Linked DNA regions of Mus musculus: region 2 is linked to region 1. The links are chromatin loops, found by intact Hi-C in ENCODE. Cell type or tissue: gastrocnemius. All regions are shown on one strand. Each heading gives the region's core, and the rest is flanking DNA. Links, peaks and the distances in the headings are about the cores only.

Evidence for each region. A loop is a pair of places that touch in the nucleus more often than their neighbours do. Peaks named below come from ENCODE experiments on the same cell type or tissue, not always from the same donor. Only the 100,000 strongest peaks of a DNase experiment are listed, where the experiment ranks them.
Region 2: a loop joins it to region 1, with 2.2 times the contacts of the local background. A loop is called at or near these places in 1 of 42 quality-filtered maps.

The regions. Positions count from the first base shown.
Region 1 is chr15:62,207,652-62,213,168 of GRCm38, reverse strand. All of the region lies in intron 2 of Pvt1 (Pvt1 oncogene), which reads right to left. Among named protein-coding and RNA genes, the nearest start is that of Pvt1, 170 kb to the right of the region's middle. In gastrocnemius, for the core only: no CTCF peak of the experiment used is centred there; DNase peaks (open chromatin) are centred at 662 and 2,991; H3K27ac peaks cover 504 bases.
Region 2 is chr15:62,274,400-62,279,916 of GRCm38, reverse strand. No RefSeq gene overlaps it. Among named protein-coding and RNA genes, the nearest start is that of Pvt1, 240 kb to the right of the region's middle. In gastrocnemius, for the core only: no CTCF peak of the experiment used is centred there; no DNase peak of the experiment used is centred there; H3K27ac peaks cover 254 bases.

The sequences.
Region 1 (5,517 bases), core at 149-5,148:
GTTCTGCAGAGGAAGGAACGGGATACAGTAGAGAGCATGCTACTGTTGGATGTGTTGGATATCAGTGGGTTAAACCACAGGATCTTCTCTTGTCAGGGAGACATGGCAGTGTTTGGAGACCTTTTCATTCACAGTTCATAGCCACCATGACAAGGAAATGACCGCTGTCTTGTCTTTACAGAATACAGGTGAACCTGGTGTTTGGAAAGGTTTAAGTTAAGCCCAGGTATTGGGACTCTGGGACTCCAAGTCACAACAAATGCTCAATAAATATTACCTGCTGCTTCTAGTTATTGCTGTTGTTCTTAAAGAAACACACTTGATAGGTATTTGAACTGCACCAATTTACTCTGAGTAACTTGCCCTTAAGTCAGTGTACAGTGTGAGCAGCAGAGGCTTCCAAAAGGCCAAAGGCTCTGCTGAATTTCAAGGTCAGTGCTGTGTCCACAACTGCCATGCTACCAGTCACCCATGCCAAGGATCCTCCCACACTCCAGACTTGTAGCCAGGAAACAACAGACATACTTCCTGCAATTCCTTGGTGGTTCTTTGTGCGGCTTTTTGAAGCTTTTGTGTTCTCTAATGTGCTGGGCTGGGTGGACAGCGCCATCATGATCAAAGACCCAGCTGGCAGGTATGCCAACCCCGTATACGCTGCCAGCCACCAGGCACCAGCTGCCAGCTGCCAGCCACCAACCACCAGCCACCTGCCACTGGATCCAGGAAGAGTCAAGGGGGGAGGTATTAGGCTTCACAACGGCTCCAGGTGCTATCCCAGCCACAGGCTCTGCCTTGCAACAGCTGAAGTGTGCCTATTCCAGGTGTGCCAGGCAGGAGCTGACATTCAAGCAGCTCCTAGACCAGCAGTGGCTGGCAGATCACTGGCAATGTGATGGCTTAAGGAAACTTAACCTTCTGACTGGGACAAATGAGTTCAAGAGGGCCCGAAGGGAGAGTGCAGCATCCTTCCACAGGCCCAAGTTCACAAGTGCCATACTTAGTCCCAGGCAGGTTGGGGCCAAGGGGTTCTAAGATAACCATCACTGAAGCATATGCTAGTGAAAGGCTATGTTGTATTACATGAGGAATTCTGCAAGAAATTGGGCCGGAAAGGGCTCAGAACATCTATGGTGGTTTGAATGAGAAATAGTCCCCATGACCTGAGGCATTTGAATGCTTGGTCTCCTGGTGCAGTTTGGGGGACATTTATGAGGTTTGGACTTTTGAAGGAAGTGTGTCATTAGTAAGCTTTGAGAGTAAAGGGACCTGAGTCATTTCTAGCTCCCCGTACCCCTTCTCATTGTGTTTGCAGATCGAAATGTGATCCTTCATATCCTGTCCCTGCCTTTGCTGTGCCACCGCAGATGGACTCTCACCCTCTAGAACCGTAGGCCCCAATATATGCTATTTCCTCTGCGTTGCTTTGGTCATGGTATTTTATCACAGTAATAGAAAGGTAACTACCGCATTCTATGTTCATAGCTCCTAGTAGAACAGATACCCATTTGCATTAAGTGTCAAAAAAGGGAATGGGGAACTTCCTAGAACTCAGATGCTTGCTGAATCTGCCTCTGGGAACCCCAGAGACCTTCATGGAGAAATTCTGGGTGTCAGCTATTCCTCTAATCACCCTGAAAATCTTGAAGATGTATATCACAGCATCTGCTTTATCAGTTAGATGGATAAGGAAAGTCTATTGGCTGTCACATTTTCCACATAGAAGAAACATTTATAGATAAGAAAAAAAAAATCACCTAAGGTCAAATGGCAAACCAGGCTCTAACACAGGAGCTCATTTCTTATTTTTTATAAACACGTATGAGATCCACATCACATGGAATAAGACTATTAAATGAGTGATATACATGTCTGAAGTGACAATAAATACAGAAATGATTACGCACACACATACACACATACACACATACACACACACACACACACACACACACACACATACACACACACACCTCCCCCACTATAGATAGTGCATGTGTGTATCTTTGTGCCCGTGACTACATATATTAGCAAATGTGTTTCTTAAAAGTTTTGTTCTGCCGGGCATGGTGACGCACACCTTTAATCCCAGCACTTGGGAGGCAGAGGCAGGTGGATTTCTGAGTTCGAGGCCAGCCTGGTCTACAAAGTGAGTTCCAGGACAGCCAGGGCTATACAGAGAAACCCTGTCTCAAAAAACAAACAACAACAACAACAACAACAAAGTTTTGTTCTTGCTTGTCTGAATTTCCTAAATTATAGAATGAGTATTTACTGCTTTTTTTTTTTTAAGTTAAACAGTAAGAATGGAAGTTCTACTTCCTTTTCTCAGCTGGATCTCTGACTGGGAGCACAACAAGGATCTAGAGAGTGCAGCGGAGCTTCTGTACTGTTTCCTATGCTCTTGACCATTTCTTTCTATGCGATGATGCACCATGCGACACCTAGGATGATACAGTATCACTGTAGAACTCACATAGAGTAGCATTGCCAGCTGCTGTTCTTTGTAGAATGCTTATACTGGCCTAGCCCATAGTACCTCTTTGTCCATCGCTAGTGTCAATCAATGTACTGGGTGAATGTCCATGTACAGAAGAGGAAAATGAGGCATCCTTGTCTCCTCACAGTCACAGAACCCAGCCAGCTCATTACATTCCCACTGCCAGAGATCCTTGGTGGAGACAGGCTGTGGACTGAATGGCGTGGGTAAGAGAAGAGAGAGGGTTTACTCATGGAAGGAGTAGTTCCCAGAAAGGATCAAGACTATGGGAACAGCCCCAGCCAGCAGCCCCAGATGGTATGTTCATGCCAGCTGAGGTGAATATCTGGGCATTTCTGTCCAGGGCCTCAGGGTATCCAGGTGTGGGAAGCCACCAAGACAGGAAGCAGCTACCAGGACCCTGATACCCAACCTTCATGATTGGCCAGCTTGGTTGGCTGCCTGTCAGGACTTCTAAAGGGTGAATGAAGAGGCTGGCTAAGTCTGCCTGAAACCAAGATGCTTAAACAAAGGGAGGCCACTGTGGGCTAAGCTGGCAGAAGTCCATGGCGGGGACAGAGGGCAGGAAACAAGAGTCACAAAGTAAGAGGGGGAGGAGGGGAGGCGTGTACAAGGTGCTATCTGCGTTGGGCATTCTCTGCCCACAGGAGGGAGACAGAATGTGAACAGGAGGCCATAGCTGGTGAGAAAGCTGTGAGGAGGTCTGAGCTGTGAGGTAGGTAGAAGTCAGCAGAGAGCAAACCTTTCTTGTTCTGTTTCCTTTTCTTTTTCGTTTTCTCCTTGAGGGGTGGCAATAATATTTATTTGGTTCTACTTTCTTTTCTTTTCTTTTTTTTTTTTTTTTATTACACTGTCACTGTCTTCAGACACAGCAGAAGAGGGAGTCAGATCCCATTACAGATGGTTGTGAGCCACCCTATGGTTACTGAGAATTGAACTCAGGACTTGTGGAAAAGCAGTCAGTGCTCTCATCCACAGAGCCATCCCTCTAGTCCCTTACTTATGTGGTTCTAAACAGTGCCTCTGGGAATCTAAGGTTGACTCGAACTCACTACATAGCAGAGGATGGCCTTGAACTTCGGATCCTTCTCTCTCCACCTCCTACGGTCTGGGCTTATAGTCATGTGATATCCCCTGGGTTTACTTAGTGTCTGGATTAAATCCAAGGCTTTGTGAATGACTCACTTAACCAGTAGAGGCTACTTGCTCAGTCCAAGAGCAAACCTGTTTGCAAGACATTGAAGGAACTCCTTTAGGTGTCTATACATTCCAGAAATTTCCTCACATGGGTCTCTTTCCATCCTTCATGACTGCTACACCAGTCATAGGAGCACCCAGGGCCCAGCCAGGAGTCCCTCTGGGTTAGCTTCCCTCAGACATCCCTACCAGGATCAGGTAGGTCAGCTGAAGGTCTGTTGTGGATCAAAACAAATTAGTGTTCCATGACACTAACTCGATCAAATATCTCCCCTCCTGATGCCACCATAGGACGTGACCCTGCAGGTGACTTACCTTCAGGAGCAGTAAGGGCAGTACGGACACTAAGAACATCATGTATGGGCAGGTAGGATGTTACAAGTTAGGACTCCTGGCTGAGGCCAAGTGTTCCTCTAGCAGAGGATTCCCTCACCTAAGAACTTCATTTCTAGGTATGGAAGGAGTTGACTGTTCCAGGGGAAGGAGATGTGAAGGATGAAGCATTGGTCCTGGTATGTCCTAACTCCCACCTGGAGAGTGCCACCACCACTGTTGCAGAGTCACAATAGGAGAAGCAGGAGTCACATGAAACAGATGGTATAGGACTACTACATTAGAACCCAGATTCAAGTCACTTAGAGCTGACTCTTTTCCGAATTATGGGGGCTAGAAAGATGGCTCAGCAAGTAAAAACACATGCTTGTCTTGCAGGACTAGGGTTCCGGTTCTGGCACCTCCATTGGCGGCTCGCTAACATGTATAACTCCAGTTCCAGGAGACCCACCATTCTCCTCTGACCTCTGTGAGCACTAGGCATGCACACAGTACACATACATACATGTAGGCAAAACATTTCATGTAGTTAAAAATAAATCTTAAAACAAACAAACAAAAAAGCACAAAATGATAACCTGGCCTCTGGCTCTGTAGTATTCCATTTCTTCTTTGGGATGGGAACTACATTGGTGGGATTAAGAGAACCATACAATAGCTTGTAATGAAGGGTCAGAACATATAGCTATTAGAGAGCTCAAGGAATAAATGAAGAAGAGCAGAGAGGGGGACAGTCAGAGGAAGACAAGAAGCCAGCTGTAGAGCACAAGCAAGGAGTATCTGGATCCAACTGCAATCATATCAGCCCTTCCTTGGTACAGAGACAGGACCATGCATAGAGCCAGAGCACCTTCATGTTGTGCAAATGAAGGACGTGTGCAGAGGATATGCCAGGACTTTCTCTGTCCAGCAGCCCCAGGTTCTAGCCAGAGCTGGAGGAGGCTATAGGAAAGAAGTTGGCCACGGAGCTTCCAAGACCTTAGAACTGAACTGCAGAGGGCAGCCAGCTCCCCGTGCCCACCCAGCCCAAGTGGGTGGGTGCTCCTTTCCCTCCACAGCCTGTCCTGCTACATCAAGTCCTCAGAACGAGGCAGATGGCAGAATAGGAAACCCCACAGAGAGAGACCAAAAGGTTGGAGCTCATCCTCTAGTCCCGGCTTGATGTAGGACCTCTGTGAGACTGAAGATGGTCACCCTACCTCTGTGAGCCGAGGCAATAGAGTCCTGCTTCAAAGGGCGATTTGAGAGATCCCAGGAGACATGGGCCGGCGGAGCCTCTTTGAGTGCAGGCTATGTGTGTAGGAGTCATTTCAGGTTTCCTACACTGTTTTCAACAAAAGAATCAGAAATGAAGAAGCTAGGATTTAAAGGCAGAGACGGACATTCCTTTCCTTCCCTGGGCCTTCTTGTGAGGCACTGAGCTTTGGTTGCCCAGACTGTGAACTGGGATATTGACTATATGCCATTCACGCCATAGGCCCATGTCAGAG
Region 2 (5,517 bases), core at 172-5,171, 67 kb before region 1:
GCCATGTTTTTGAGATGTCTCCATGTGAGGGTTAGCTCATCTAGAAAACTTCACACAAATCTGTATGTTTTTTCTCCCATGGATGGATATTTAATTCAGCCTTCTCTTTTTTTTAGGATTACAAATACTGCATTCTTTCCTTTGCACATGAGTGTTCTCCAGGGAGCATAATTGGGAGTAAAGTTGCTGTAGTGTAATATTGCCAAGTTACTTTCCAAAGTCAATATAGTCTTTCACAGAGCAAATAGAATTTGAGACCTGAACACAGTTGAAAAACTGGGTTTCTCTTACGTTATACAATTATGTGTTTTAAAAAGCTGTACCAATATACGATTGGAATGAAGCTCCCACCCAATACAAGGATTTTTTTTTTCAGCAGTGTTCCCAAGGGATGGTCCAACAACCCATTCTTGAACTCTTAAAGTCCACAGGGAAGTTTGATTTGTTAACCCTGCATCTCTCTGCAGAGCGAAAACACATCAGGAAAAGAATAATCCCTCCCTTTGCCTGAGGCCTGTACCAGTCCACTGGTGGAAACAGGTAGAAGACACAAGAGATAAGAATAGTAGAGTCCTCAGGGTACAGTCAGGAGGACTGTTCTGCTCCATTAAGGACTTTTGTGGTTTTTTGTGTGTGAAGGAAAGACATTGTAGGGAGTGGGGCAAGAAGGGAGCACAGTCAGTTTCAATCTGGAGGACCCAGATGGCAGAGAGACTGACAATGAAGTAGACATCAGGACTCTGAAAGAATGATCTGATATCCACAATGAATGGGTACAAATGGGAGGAGGAGGAAGAGGAGGAGGAGGAGGAGGAGGAGGAGGAGGAGGAGGAGGAGGAGGAGGAGGAGGAACTTGTTTACAACCAGAATCAGGAATAAAATAGGCAGTCGGGGCTCACATGTTGTCAATCATTTGGAGCATTTGTTTTGTTATCTAGGAAACAGGAATAATAAGAGTACCTAAGAAGGTCCAGTAAGATCCCTGTTGAAGAGGGAAAAATCAGGGCATAGACATAATCAAATAAAAGCAATACCAAACTGCAAAATTTTACATAATTCAACATCCAATGTCTAGGATTCACTCACAATCATCTGGGATCCTCCAAGGGCCTTAGGTCACTTCTCCACCTCTACTCTCTGCAGCACACACAGCTTGTCTTCTGGGTTCTGGCTGACTCCACTCCACCACAGCTGCTGACCTTTGTGGTCATCCCATGGTACTGGCATCTCCAAAATGCTGCAGTCTTCTGCTACAATTGAGCTGTACATTCACTCATAGCCTCTCATAGTCTCTCTTGATGCCAAACCTCAGCTTCTCTGCATGACCCCTTTAGTCCTGGGCCTTCAATTGCCTATGAGGCTGCATTTTTATCGGTGGTCTCTCCTGACTTCTCAGAGTGCCAAGCATCAGCTGCTCTCTATCATTCCTTTATGTTTTCAAAACTAGTACCACCTGGATGACTCTTCAAGTTCACCTGTCAGTATCAAGTACAAACGTGTCCACCTCTAGAACACAACTTCTGTGTGCTGACTCTCAGGAAACACTCCCCAGAAGATTTTGCCTCAATGATGCTGGCCTCTTCTTAATCTCTGCTAAATTCTAAGTTCCAGCCAACCCAGCACCGAGTATTCCAGCAAAACAAAGATTTCACTCTAGCCATACAGATATCTTGTTAATTACAGCTGATTCTTCAGCCCCAGCTTGCAGAATGAAAGAATCGTAATTCAAAATAGCAAACATCCCCAATAGAATCTTCAGACTTTTCTCTGGTACTTCACAGGGGAGACCTCCATCTTCTGCATTGCCTTCAACATTCTTATCTTCCAAGCTCCTACAGAATAGCTTAACAAGAATTAAACATCCCAAGGCTTTTCTTGTCCAAAGTTCCAAAGTCCTTCCACAACCCTCCCCAAAACAACAACCCTACAGTCCTGGTACCAACTTGTCTTAGGTTTTCTATCACTGTGCTGAAACACTATGAACAAAAAAGCAAGATGGAGAGGAAAGGACTAATTTGGCACACACTACCACAACATAGTTCATCACTGAAGAATGTCAGGGCAGGAACTCCAACAAGGCCAGAACTTGGAGGCAGGGGTTGACGAAGAGACCTGAAGGTATACTGCTCAATGACTTGCTTGCTGTGACTTTCTCAGCCTGTTTTCTTATAGAACCCAGAACCATTGGCCCAGGGATGGCCCCCACCCACAATGGGCTGGGTCCCACCCCATCAATCACTGATTTTAAATGATTGCATACAGGCCTGCATACAACCTGGTCTTAGGAAGGAATTTTTCTTAATTAAGGTTCCCTCCTCTCAGACAGCTATAGGTTGTGTAAAATTGACATAAAACTATCCAGAATAATTTACTACTTGAAGAGCTAATGTCTGACCCATGAGTAGGATACAAGTCTGAGCAGCAGATATATTTGTGTATTATATATACCTCATATATTCCTTGTATATACCACGTGATGTTGACCTCATAAGACACCTTAAAATTCAGAGTTTAATGGCATGGAATCTTCCACTCATGGGATTCTGTCAGAATTCAAAAGGTTACCAATTTTAGAGCACATTGGATTTCACATTGTGAGATTATGGATACCTAACCTATAATATTGGTGGTGACAACTTCTCTCTCTTTCTCTCTCTCTCTCTCTCTCTCTCTTTCACACACACACACACACACACACACCTTGGCACCTTACCCTTCTACTACTAAGTTATAACAAAGAAGAAGAAGAAGAAGAAGAAGAAGAAGAAGAAGAAGAAGAAGAAGAAGAGAAGAAGAAGAAGAAGGTGAAGAAGAAGAAGATGAAGAAGAAGAAGAAGAAGAAGAAGAAGAAGAAGAAGAAGAAGAAGAAGATGAAGAAGAAGAAGAAGAAGATGAAGAAGAAGAAGAAGAAGAAGAAGAAGAAGAAGAAGAAGAAGAAGAAGATGATGATGATGAAGAAGAAGAAGATGAAGAAGAAGAAGAAGAAGAAGAAGAAGAAGAAGAAGAAGAAGAAGAAGAAGAAGACTACAGAGAAGTCTTTCTAGAAAGAAAATTTCCCTTGAGAACCACTCCAAAACTACACACCAAGGAAGGAAAGGAAGGAGGGATTCCCAGAGGCAGCTTGGCCTCCACGTTGAGGTAAAATGCAACCCCAGTATGTTCCATATTTGCTCCCTGTATGACATGAGCTGCCTGATTCCAGGATCGTGGAAGGACGTTGGGGCTTTGAGCAAGTTCTGTTTCCTACCCAGTCCTCACTCAGTCTTTCACCTGGAGCAACCCCTGACACACAGAAAGGCTGGGGTATGTAAGTCACTCCTGGCTGGCTGAATGTACTCTGTAGACAAGGCTACCAGGATTCAGATACCCTGCCAGGGCTTTCCGTGCACCAGGCTCTGGTCTTAGAAGTGGGAAGTGAATCCTTCTCTTCTACTACAGCAACAATAGTAACAGCCACAGGAACAAGAGCCCAAATGCAACGAAAGCAGGGAGTTGCTTGGTCTGCCCAACCTCCCTCCACCCCTGGAGCTGCTGAGCCCCTGGTATTTAAAGTGAAAGGTAAGACTGTGGGGCAGGCTGCTGGCCCTGCAGCTGCCAATTTCATCTTCGAGAAGGGCCTCATGATACCTGCATGTTGCCGATACCCCTGCCATGCCTGACATCAAGCCTAATGGCTTCACTCTCTGTAAGAAGACCTGATTATGCCACAGGGCACAGCTGACAGTTTTTCATTTTCTGAGTGAGGCTCCATGGGGTTTTAATTCCCCCTTCCTTTGAGGTCCCCATCCCCTTGTCTGAGTATTTCACCTACTCCTGGCTCTGCCATCTCTGTCAACATTACGGAGTAGGGGATATAGTGGCATTACGGTTGCCATGGCTAACTCTAACAGCTATATTGATTTCTTGGTTACATCTGCTCCAAAGGTACCATCGAGAATGGGCCCCTAAGGGTCTGGAAAGATAAAAGAAGAGAAAACATAAATGGACTTATTTTTTTTCCCTTCAGGAAATAACTACAAACAAATTAGCACTTGTCCAGATTCGGAAGCACTTACTGCAAGTACTCCTGAGCCGCAAGCAAAGCCATACAGGACATAGGATGCACAATGCAGATAAAAACCTAATGCCAAAATCCTGGAGAAAAAAAAGGGGTAAGTGAATGCACATACAAGACCAAGAAATTAGCAGATAGACTCTCTATAACAAGAAGACACTTACTGGCTGGATAAAATGGAAATATTTACATCACAAATCCCCCACCAGCAGCAGAGAGCTAATAACATCTTTCCCATAGGATGGTGGTGAAGAATGTGGAAATCCCCAGCAGAACCTCTGCCACATACTAACACTTCCATTGATCTTCCTTTTACAGTGCAAGGGAGAAGGTCCTGCTCAGAAAGCAGCATGGCCTTAGCATGACAACTGCCAGGAAGGAGTGAAAAATGGGGAATCATCGCAACAATTTTCTATATTGCCAGGAACATGACCAATCTGTCAACTGTATGCAGGTCCTCTAAGACACAAAGAGCCAATAGCATAAGGAGTCCATGTGAGACACTTGGCTGTTGTCTATGTTCCCTTCTGCATAAGCCCAGAGTTAACACCAATCGTTCCTTCATGGCTAAAGCCATGGAGATTAAGATGCCGGTTCTACCAAGAGATGAGCCAAGAGAATAAAGAAGAAGAAATAGAAAGATGTGATAGTTTGTACATGCTCGGCCCAGGGAATAGCACTATTAGAAGGTGTGGCCCTGTTGGAGTAGGTGTAGTCTTGTTGGAGTAGGTGTGTCACTGTGGGTGTGGTCTTTAAGACCCTCATCCTAGCTACCTGGAAGTCAGCATTTGACTAGTAGTCTTCAGATGAAGATGTAGAACTCTCAGTTCCTCCTGACCCATGCCTGCCTGAATGCTGCATGTTCCTTCCTGGATAATGGACTGAACTTCTGAACCTGTATGTCAGCCTCCCTATAAGACTTGTCTTGGTCATGGTGTCTGCTCATAGTTGTAAAACCCTAACTATAACAAAAGGGCAGGTTAATTGATCTAGAGCACTTAGAAATTACAGGCAGACCTCAGTTGCCAGAGCAATGAAAGAATTGGTGAAAAGAGTGCACTTTGACCAAATTTCAGCATCCACATGCTTACACTAGTGGAACAAGCACCTTCACTCCATGGCTACATCCCTGAGATCAGTATCTCAGGCCAATGTCACAAATGTTTCTGCCTCCTTGCATCTCTTGCTATTAGACCAGTGTTTCTCAACCCCCCTAATGCTGAAACTCTTTAATACAGTTCCTCATGTTGTGGAGACCTCCCCAACACACAACCATAAATGTTTTCTTTGCTATTTTATAATTGTAATTTTGCTATCATTGTGAATTGTAGTGTAAATATCCATGGTCTCAGGCGACTCCCCTTAGAGGAGAAAGTTCCTGCAAGAGAATGGACTGAAGGACCCAAGAGATGTCTCCACTTTGGTTTTCTCTCACTTTCACACTCAAACACAAAAGTACCTGA